Regions from separate parts of the Homo sapiens genome. Here region 2 is linked to region 1. A link is a contact called in ENCODE Hi-C or POLR2A ChIA-PET data. All regions are on one chromosome and are shown on one strand. Each heading gives the region's core, a stretch centred on a gene start or an enhancer-like site at or near the end of the contact. The rest is flanking DNA. Distances are from core to core; before and after follow the strand shown.

Region 1 (4,890 bases), core at 1,757-4,256:
CCCACCCAGTCAGGCTCAGAGCACCGCAATGCCTCACACTCATTGTGACTCTGGCCAGGCCCTCTCTGAGCCTCTGTGTCCTCATCTGGAGCACAGGGACCAGGTGTGTGGAAGCCCGTGGCATAGTGCCAGGAACACAGTAGATGTGCACAGTGTGCACTAGCAGGAACACACAACAGGGGTACTGACTGTCAGCACCTAGGCAGGCACACGCAATGGGGTACTGACTGTCAGCCATACTGACTGTCAGCGTGCTAGCAGGCATACACAACAGCTGTACTGACAGCACACTAGCAGGCACATGCCATAGGTGTACTGACTCTCAGTGCACTGGCAGGCACACGCAATAGGAGTAATGACAGCATGCTGGCAGGCACACAATAGCTGTACTGACTGTTTGCCCCAATATAGTGCCAGGTCTTGGAGCAGATTTTGACTTCTCACCAAGATCAAATGCAGAAAGTGCACGAGCATTTCAAAGATGTTTTTCACATGCACATTAGTGCTAGTTAAAAAAATGTTTTGACTGGGTGCAGTGGCTCACAACTGTAATCCCAACACTTTGGGGGGCCGAGGTGGGCAGATCACCTGAGGTCAGGAGTTTGAGACCAGCCTGGCCAACATGGTGAAACCCCATCTACCCTAAAAATACAAAAATTAGCCAGGTGTGGTGGCAGGTGCCTGTAATCTCAGCTACTTTGGAGGCTGAAGCAGGAGAATCACTTGAATCCAGGAGGCAGAGGTTGCAGTGAGCCGAGATCCCACCACTGCACTCCAGCCTGGGCAACAATATCAAGACTCCACCTCAAAAAAAAAAATGTTTTTCATAAAGTGTGACTTTTATCAGACCTCTGCATTCTTGAAATTAACTCTGGCTTGGCTGGGCGTGGTGGCCCACACCTGTAATCTTAACACTTTGGGAGGCTGAGGTGGGCAGATCACGAGGTCAGGAGTTCAAGACCAGCCTGACCAACATGATGAAACCCCATCTCTACTAAAAATACAAAAATTAGCCGGGCGTGGTGGCATGCACCTGTAATCCCAGCTACTCAGGAGGCTGAGGCAGGAGAATCGCTTGAACCCAGGAGGTGGAGGTTGCAGGGAGCCGAGATCGCACCACTCTATTCCAGCCTGGGCGACAGAGCAAGACTCTGTCTCAAAAAAAAAAAAGAAAGAAAGAAATTAACTCTGGCTCCTAGAAGGAGCCCTATATCTCAGCAGGACACTCAGTCATTCAACAGACATCTGTCAAGCACCTGCTGTATGCTGGAGCTGTGGGTACGTCAGCAATTAGAGGAAGAGGGCAGGGGTACAGGAGTTCCTGACCACCCCAGGCCAGCACGCTCCTATAGCAGCTGGCAAGGAGCAGATGACTCAGACTTCAGCTCAGTCCACAGGACAGCCTTTTCTGGCCACTGCTCTCAGGAGATGAGATGTGTGGCTGCAAAAGGTAAACTCCTGGCTCCTGAGCAGGCTCTGGGCAATCTGCTCAACGCTCTGTGCCTCACTTTCTCACCCAGAAAGTGTGGACAATGAGAGGACTTATCTGGCTGGGCGCGGTGGCTCACGCCTGTAATCCCAGCACTTTGGGAGGCCGAGGCGGGTGGATCACCTGAGGTCAGGAGTTCAAGACCTGCCTGGCCAACACGGTCAAACTCCATCTCTACTAAAAATATAAAAAATTAGCCGGGCTTAGTGGTGCACACCTGTAATCCCAGCTACTTGAGAGGCTGAGGCAGGAGAATCACTTGAACCCAGGAGGTGGAGGTTGCAGTGAGCCAAGATTGTGCCACTGCACTCCAGCCTGGGCAAAAAGCCAAAACTCTGTCTCAAAGAAAAAAGAATCATGGCAGAAGGTGAAGTCTATGTTAGTCCCAGTTCCCAGGTCGTACATGGCGGCAGGAGAAAGAGAGAGAGAAGGGGAAACTGCCACTTTTAAACCATCGGGTCTCCTGAGCACTCACTGTCAGAACAGCCTGGAGGAAACTGACCGCATGATCCAACCACCTCCCTCCAGGTCCCTCCCTCCACACGTGGGGATTACAATTCGAGGTGAGACTTGGGTGGAGACACAGAGCCGAACCATATCAGCATGTATGGGGGGCACTGAAACTTGTGCTTGGTGCCCATTCATTCAACGAGTGTGTGTGGCTGGTCTCCTCATCTTCAACTCCCTGCCGAGTCTCAGATAGGCAGCCTGCAGTTCCTTCACCACAACAGGCACATGGGGCTGGGTGCCAGTGAGTGCTGGGGCTTCTCCGAGCACTATCTCACACCCAGGAGCGTGGGCACGCATGGCATTCGCATGTGCCGTCAGTGGACATTAAACACAGCCATGAAGAAGCCACGAAGAAGTGCTGCCTGCCGGCCGTGCGCGGTCACGCAGCGCCAACTCCCTCCTGGGGCCTTCTGGGGCCTTCTGGGGCATGGGAGCTGGGGCCGCCTGAGACAAACATCCGTGACGCTGGGCTGACCCCACAGAACGGTGCGGGCCTCGCTCTTGGAGTCAGCCCTGCTGCCAGCCAGTGCCGGGTGCTGGGGACTCAGGGAGGCCCGCCGGGACCACTGCGGGACAGTGAGCCGAGCAGAAGCTGGAACGCAGGAGAGGAAGGAGAGGGGGCGGTCAGGGCTCTCAGGAGCCGGGTCCTGGGCAAGGCGCAGCCGTTTTCAAATTTTCAGGAAAGCGGTCGGCTCACACTCGAGCAGTAAAAAGATGCCTCTGGGGAGGAGGCCCGTGCAGCTCTCCGGGCAATGGTGGTGGCTCGGCCTAGAGAGGCGGTAGTGGAACGCAGACCCTGGTGGGGGAATGACATCAAGGGAGGAGACGGGCGGGACCCCAGATTTCTGCCTGTGGGCGATGGAAGTGAGGTTCACTGGCCAGCGGAGCCGGACACAGAACGCGCAAAACGCCGTGTAGGCCTGGAGGAGCCGAAGAGCAGGCGGACCCCCTCCGCGGGGGAACAGTTTCCGCCGGGAGCACAAAGCAACGGACCGGAAGTGGGGGGCGGAAGTGCAGTGGGCTCAGCGCCGACTGCGCGCCTCTGCCCGCGAAAACTCTGAGCTGGCTGACAGCTGGGGACGGGTGGCGGCCCTCGACTGGAGTCGGTTGAGTTCCTGAGGGACCCCGGTTCTGGAAGGTTCGCCGCGGAGACAAGTGAGCAGTGAGTCGCAGTGACCCTACAAGTGGTTCTTTTACCCGAGCGGCTCGTAGGCGCGTTGCGGTTTTTCGAAACTACAGCTCCCGGCAGGCCCCAAGCCGCCCTCGGGGCCGCGGGTCGGCGGATTGGCCGCGCTGCATTTTGGGACCTGTAGTTTCCTGCGCTCGTGGCGCTGGCGCCGCGGCGTTGGCTGAGCCCTTGACCGGGGCTGGAGGGAAGGGCCGACATTCAGTGTGTCCGCGTCTGTTCTGTTAGTCCCAGTTCCCGGGCGGGATTGAGGCTTAGAGAAGTTGAGTGATTTGCTGAGGGCTGCACGGGTTGGCATCCCGGCATGCTCTTTCGCTACTTTGGCTGCATCTGGTTGCCCACCCGGGCGGATGGGGAATGGACTCCAGCCAGCCAGGAGGGCAGAGGGCTGGAGAGGCAGGGCCGGAGGTTCAGACCCTCCGCTCTGACGTTGCGCCTGGTGAGGCCGGGAGGGGTGCCGCTTGCCTCTTCAGCCCTCACGCTCTTGTGGAAGTCGCGGAATTACTGCAGGCGGAACTTGCAGCACTGTGGGCGTCTTTTCCAGAGAAGGACGGAGTTGTGGGGCGGGAGGATAAGGCAAGGCCCAGCCACTTCGCATCTTCGCCCCGCCAGCTCCTCGAGATGGGATATACCAGGGTTGCTCTCCAACCCTCTCCGCAGGAGGGACTGATGGAAACGCCTGGGAAAGTAGCCCGGTACCCACAAAGGCTGTCTACAAACAGAGTCTTACTGTCTTTCCCAGGTCTGTGCCATAGGGATTCTCGAAGAGAACAGCGTTGTGTCCCAGTGCACATGCTCGCATCGCTTACCAGGAGTGCCCGAGACCCTAAGATGTTCGGAGTGGTTTTTTCGCACAGACCCGAATAGCCTGCCCCTCAGCCACGCTCTGTGCCCTTCTGAGAACAGGCTGATATGCCCAAGATAGTCCTGAATGGTGTGACCGTAGACTTCCCTTTCCAGCCCTACAAATGCCAACAGGAGTACATGACCAAGGTCCTGGAATGTCTGCAGCAGGTAGAGCACAGGCCCCGAGGAAAGGACTGCGGGTGGGTGGAGCTTCAGCCAGGACGGGGTGTGCTTCCCTCTCCCGGCCCATTCCAGCCAGGCCCCTCCGGGCCAGAGGCAGCGTCTGTCATAAAAAGGGCTGGTGTTCCAGGTGGGGTCAGAGAGAGGATTGACAAGTAAAAACGATCGTCCTTTGAAGGGGGCCGGCCCCTCCACACCTGTGGGTATTTCTCATCAGGCGGGACGAGAGACTGAGAAAATGAATAAGACACAGAGACAAAGTATAGAGAGAAAAGTGGGCCCAGGGGACCGGCGCTCAGCATACAGAGGACCTGCACCGGCACCAGTCTCTGAGTTTCCTCAGTATTCATTAATTACTATTTTCACTATCTCAGCAAGAGGAATGCGGCAGGACAGCAAGGTGATAGTGGGGAGAAGGTCAGCAAGAAAACGTGAGCAAAGGAATCTGGGTCACAAATAAGTTCAAGGGAAGGTACTATGCCTGGATGTGCACGTAGGCTAGTTTTATGCTTTTCTCCACCCAAACATCTCGGTGGAGTAAAGAGTAACAGAGCAGCATTGCTGCCAATATGTCTCGCCTCCTGCCACAGGGCGGCTTTTCTCCTATCTCAGAATTGAACAAATGTACAATCGGGTTTTATACCGAAACATTCAGTTCCCAGGGGCAGGCAGGAGACAG
Region 2 (4,890 bases), core at 644-3,143, 100 kb before region 1:
CCAGCTAATTTTTCAAATTATTTGTAGAGACAGGGGTCTCCCTGTGTTGCCGAGGCTGGTCTCAAACTTCTGGCCTCAAGGGATCCTCTCACCTTGGCCTCTCAAAGTGCTGAGGTTATGGGCCTGCGCCACCGAGCCTGGCCAAAAGTTTAACTTTAAAAAATTAGATTAGAAATCAGAAATTGAAAGAAAGGGGGTAGGGTGGAGCCCAGGAGAGGGGAGACATCCAGGACCTGCCTGGCCCCAAAAGAGAAGGGGAGGCTGCTCTGCCCCCACCCCGCTTCTCCGTCAGTGGGCTGCAGGGCCGGGGGTAAGGGGTCTAACTCCTACTGCTTCCCAACCCTCCGCGTCAGACAGCACCCCCTTCTCCAAACAACCCCGGCTTTGTCCCCTGGAGCCCTAAATAACAATAACAATAGCTGGCATTTATTGAGTTCCAGCCCAGGCAGGGAGGGCAGGGCAGAAACAGCACCCAACAGGACTGGGTGCAAGGCTCACACCTGTAATCCGGAAGGATCAGAAAGACCCAGGTGGGAGGATCACTTGAGCCCCGGGGGTGAAGACTGCCGCATGGGTGACAGAGCAAGACGCTATCTCAAAAAAAAAACCACCCACATCCACCCACTTCCTGCCAGGCCTAACCCCTGGGGCCTCCATGCACCAAGGGAAAGCTCTTCCAGGGTGGGGTCACCGGGAGGAGGGGGGAGGCTCAAGTTACAGAACAGCCTGGTAGGGGCTCAAAGACGCCCATCCTGGAAGAGGCCCCAGCACTGACCTCCGTGGGGGTGGAGATGAGGAGGATGGAAAGGGTGTCTTCCTCCAGCATCTTCCTGAAGGTGAAGGAGGGGCACCTTGGGGTGTCTAAGATTGTGACCCCAGGAGACCCCCAGCTAGCTGGGGTGTGCTGTGGGGGAACGGGGGGATCCCAGAGGCCCTGAGCCCAACTGAACAGATACAGACGGGACCAGATGGCCTCAGAGCTCCCCTGCGGGGCTCCCTGGAGCTATGGAGACCCCATTTATCCAGAGTCAGGTCGGTGCCTGAGCTTGGGCAGCCCCAGGTGGAAGGAGCCCATGGTGGGAGGAGCCTGTAGTGGGAGGAGCCTGTAGTGGGAGGAGCCTATGATGGGAGGGGCCGTGGTGGGGGGAGCCCGCGGTGGGAGGAGCCTGCGCTGGGAGGAGCCTGTGGTGGGAAGACCCTGTGGTGGGAGGGGCCGTAGTAGGGGAGCCCGCGGTGGGAGGAGCCTGCTCTGGGAGGAGCCTGTGGTGGGAGGGGCCGTGGTGGGGGGAGCCCGCGGTGGGAGGAGCCTATGATGGGAGGGGCCGTTGCGGGGGAGGGGGGAGCCCATGGTGGGAGGAGCCTGTGGTTGAGGAGCCTGCGGTGGGGGGAGCCTGCGGTGGGAGGAGCCTGTAATGGGTGGCATCTGTAATGGGCGGGGCCTTGCTGGGCAGAGCCCGCGGCGGGGGAAGCCGCCCCTCTCCTCTGTCCAGGCGCTGGGTGGTCCATCCGCCTGGTCACCGGCCACTGCCTCTCTCCCAAATTCCTCCGAGGGATTCCCGAGGAGTGCGCTCGGACTGGGGGGTTGAGCAGGAACTCCCTCCCAGTCACCCGAGGCTCCTGCGCCCCGCCCGAAGCCGGGGGTGCGTGGGGAGTGGTGCGCCCGCGGAAGGGCTCCGGGACGGGAACCCCCCTTGGAGCCTGGCTCTTGGACCAGCCACCCGCCGTGGCCCCTCAGTCGGGGACGCGGGCCCCCAGAAGTCTGGGGCTCTCCAGGAAGCGAAGCGGATGGAAGATTACTCGGCTCGGGGTCCCGGGTCCCCACCCCCGCCCCGCCCCCGGGCCGCAGCGTCACAAAGGCCGCTGGTCCCCAGGGCAACCCGCGGAGTGCGGAGGGAGGCTGGGCTCTGGGAAGTCCGCGCGCGGCTCCGCTTCAGAGGCAGGGCAAGTGGGCGCGGTCCTGGGGCGGCGGCGGGGGCCGGGAGAGGAGGGCTGGGGGTCTCGAGAAGGTAAGGGGCAGGCAGAGCGGCCGGGGAGGTGGGCCCGGGCCAGGGGAGCCAAGGGGAGTGTGGTGGAGGGGGTAGAGTGCGGGCACCTGGTGGTCTCAGGGAAGCGGGCCTGGGACCGGGGCGTGTAGGAAGCAGCGAGGGGCTCAGAACCACCTTTCCGGGTTCACGACCAGCCTCTCTGGGTGTTCCACCTGGGCAGCTGCTGGAGACTAGAAAACATCCCTCACACGTCACAGAGGCACGGTTTCCCTCCAGCGGTGAAATCCGCCCCAGCCTCCAGCAAGAGCAGGGCTTAGGCCTGGGGTCCTGGGGTCCTGCTCTCAGCTGGCACCTCACCCCAGACACACTCCCTGCTGCCCCCAGGGGCCTGTTCTCGAGGGATTCCCGAGGAGTGCGCTCGTGAAGTCATATCTGCCTCACGCCCAAAAGGGCAACCCTTCCCGGGCAGATATGACTTCACCACGTACCTGTGTGGCCCTGGGGAACTCAGCAACTGCTTAGCTCTCATTTGTGGGTCGTCCAAGGCCCAAGTGGCTGTGACAACCTGAGATCTCCAGGGTTGCTGGGAGCCGGGGCAGCAACCAGGGGTGCGGCTTGCTCTCCAGGGAGCTGCGGCAGAGCCTGGGGCCACAGCTGCACTCAGCCGGTGCACCCACGGACAGAGGGTCAGACTCGGCTCAGCACTGGGCTCAAGCCCTGGATGAGAACAAGAACCAAGCTTCTTAGCCTCAGGCTCCATCTGGGAAATGGAGTGTCACTTGTGGAGTCCATGAGCTCACCAGGGACAGGATCCCGGGTCCACAGCGAGGGCCCACAGCGTGGGAGGAGGGCTGCTCCTCCGGGCCCAGGCCTGGGCGCCCTCCTCCCATGCTGACCAGCCAGCTGGCCTCGTCTTTGGTGAGGCCTGTCTCTGTGCCCTACAACTGCGGTGAGGCGTGGAGCGTCCCCAGGGAGAACCGGAGCGGGAGGATGGCCCGCGAATGTCCCCGAGGGGGATCCTGTGCTGCTTAGGACCACGCCGTCCCCTCTCCACGGCCCCGAGGGGTGCCAGCAACCCCTTTCAGCAGCAGGGTTAGGAACTGGGGCCCTTGCAAGGCCACAGGTCAGGCGGTTCTGGCCAGAAGTCCGCAGTCCTAGTTCTTCCCTGTCCTGTCCCACAGGCCACTGGTTGTCAGTAGAGGTTTTTGCCCCTCAGTATAAACTGTGTCCAGATCTGTAGGCTGCCCATCCAGCCCTCCAGGCAGCCTCTTCCCATCGAGTTGTGCCCCCGAAGAAGGACAGAGGTCCAGCATGGGGTCAGTGGGCTGAATCCATCCCCCGAACATGCCACAGCCCAGGGGAGGCCAGCCTGCCTGGCAGCTGACACCCAGCCCTCCCCCCAGCTCCCGGATAATGAGCACCCATGTGGCAGGCCTGGGCCTGGACAAGATGAAGCTGGGCAATCCCCAGTCCTTCCTGGACCAGGAGGAGGCAGATGACCAGCAGCTGCTGGAACCAGAGGCGTGGAAGACCTACACCGAGCGCCGCAATGCCCTGCGTGAGTTCCTGACCTCGGACCTGAGTCCGCACCTGCTCAAGCGCCACCACGCCCGCATGCAGCTGCTGCGTAAGTGCTCCTACTACATCGAGGTCCTGCCCAAGCACCTGGCCCTGGGCGACCAGAACCCGCTGGTGCTGCCTAGCGCCTTGTTCCAGCTCATCGACCCCTGGAAGTTCCAGCGCATGAAGAAGGTGGGCACAGCTCAGACCAAGATCCAGCTCCTGCTGCTCGGGGACCTGTTGGAACAGCTCGACCATGGCCGTGCTGAGCTGGATGCCCTGCTCCGGTCGCCAGACCCACGGCCCTTCCTGGCCGACTGGGCGCTGGTGGAGCGGCGGCTGGCGGACGTGTCGGCCGTCATGGACAGCTTCCTGACCATGATGGTGCCGGGGCGGCTACACGTCAAGCACCGCCTGGTGTCTGATGTCAGTGCCACCAAGATCCCGCACATCTGGCTCATGCTGAGCACCAAGATGCCTGTCGTGTTTGACCGAAAGGCGTCGGCGGCTCACCAGGACTGGGCCCGGCTGCGCTGGTTCGTCACCATCCAGCCAGCCACATCGGAGCAGTATGAGTTGCGCTTCAGGCTGCTGGACCCGCGGACACAGCAGGAGTGCGCCCAGTGTGGCGTCATCCCCGTGGCTGCCTGCACCTTCGACGTCCGAAACCTGCTGCCCAACCGATCCTATAAGTTCACCATCAAGAGGGCCGAGACCTCCACGCTGGTGTACGAGCCCTGGAGGGACAGCCTCACCCTGCACACCAAGCCGGAGCCCCTGGAGGGGCCCGCCCTCAGCCACTCTGTCTGAGAGATGATTTTCTAATATTTATCCACTAATAAAGAAGAGTGTAAATGCACATATGGAATTAAAGAAGCAAACCTATTTATGTTTTAAAGGCAGCAGCCACCAGTGTTTTTCCTGGCTCAAAACATGCCAAGCCCCAGGCCTTCTGCTCCTGCTCTTTCCCAGGGGGAGCCACAGGCCGGACCTCCCAAGACAGCTGAGCCTGGAGCAAGAAGTACCAGCCCCTGACACCTACGGGTCCAACGACGACGACAAAAGCTGCTCCACGGGGCCTCTGCGGTCCTAGCCCCCGCCCCTCCTCACCACCCCCATCACCGTGACCGGGCTCCGGCCTTCCTTACCCACCTCCCTGGCTTGTGGGGCTCCCTCAGGGAATGACACTCCTAGGCCGTGATGCCTCCCACCATCCCCTGCCCAGCCTCGAGTGCTCATCAGCACGCCCGCCCGAGGAGGCAGCAGCACCACCGGGGATCCCTGGCTGTGAGCAGCTCAGCCGTGCCCCTCCATGCCCCGCCCCACCTTTTGTTCCTCAAGGGCC

Evidence for each region. A loop is a pair of places that touch in the nucleus more often than their neighbours do. ChIA-PET counts read pairs that join two places held with the same protein, here RNA polymerase II (POLR2A). Pooled maps may share reads with other maps.
Region 2: a loop to region 1 is called in a map of CD8-positive, alpha-beta T cell, with 6 times the contacts of the local background. The contact joins the promoter of FNDC11 here to the promoter of RTEL1 in region 1. A Hi-C loop is called at or near these places in 12 of 168 maps with a recorded cell type or tissue (B cell, CD14-positive monocyte, CD4-positive, alpha-beta memory T cell and 7 more), 29 of 37 single-sample maps with no recorded cell type and 16 of 50 pooled maps. POLR2A ChIA-PET finds 5 or more read pairs at or near these places in 19 of 52 experiments (B cell, CD4-positive, alpha-beta T cell, CD4-positive, alpha-beta memory T cell and 16 more).

What each region holds. Positions count from the first base shown.
Region 1 is chr20:63,655,306-63,660,195 of GRCh38, forward strand. RTEL1 (regulator of telomere elongation helicase 1) reads left to right here and starts at 3,007. Exons shown (of 35, transcript NM_001283009.2): 1 at 3,007-3,161; 2 at 3,928-4,199. The coding sequence starts at 4,098. RTEL1-TNFRSF6B (RTEL1-TNFRSF6B readthrough (NMD candidate)) reads left to right here and starts at 2,505. Exons shown (of 38, transcript NR_037882.1): 1 at 2,505-3,161; 2 at 3,928-4,199. RefSeq lists enhancers at 2,702-2,941, 2,972-3,061, 3,082-3,241, 3,362-3,431, 3,582-3,631.
Region 2 is chr20:63,552,266-63,557,155 of GRCh38, forward strand. FNDC11 (fibronectin type III domain containing 11) reads left to right here and starts at 1,894. Exons shown (of 2, transcript NM_001319152.2): 1 at 1,894-1,941; 2 at 3,389-4,430. The coding sequence starts at 3,399. The coding sequence ends at 4,355. RefSeq lists enhancers at 706-795, 1,091-1,385 and silencers at 1,076-1,135, 1,156-1,305, 1,326-1,465, 1,736-1,985.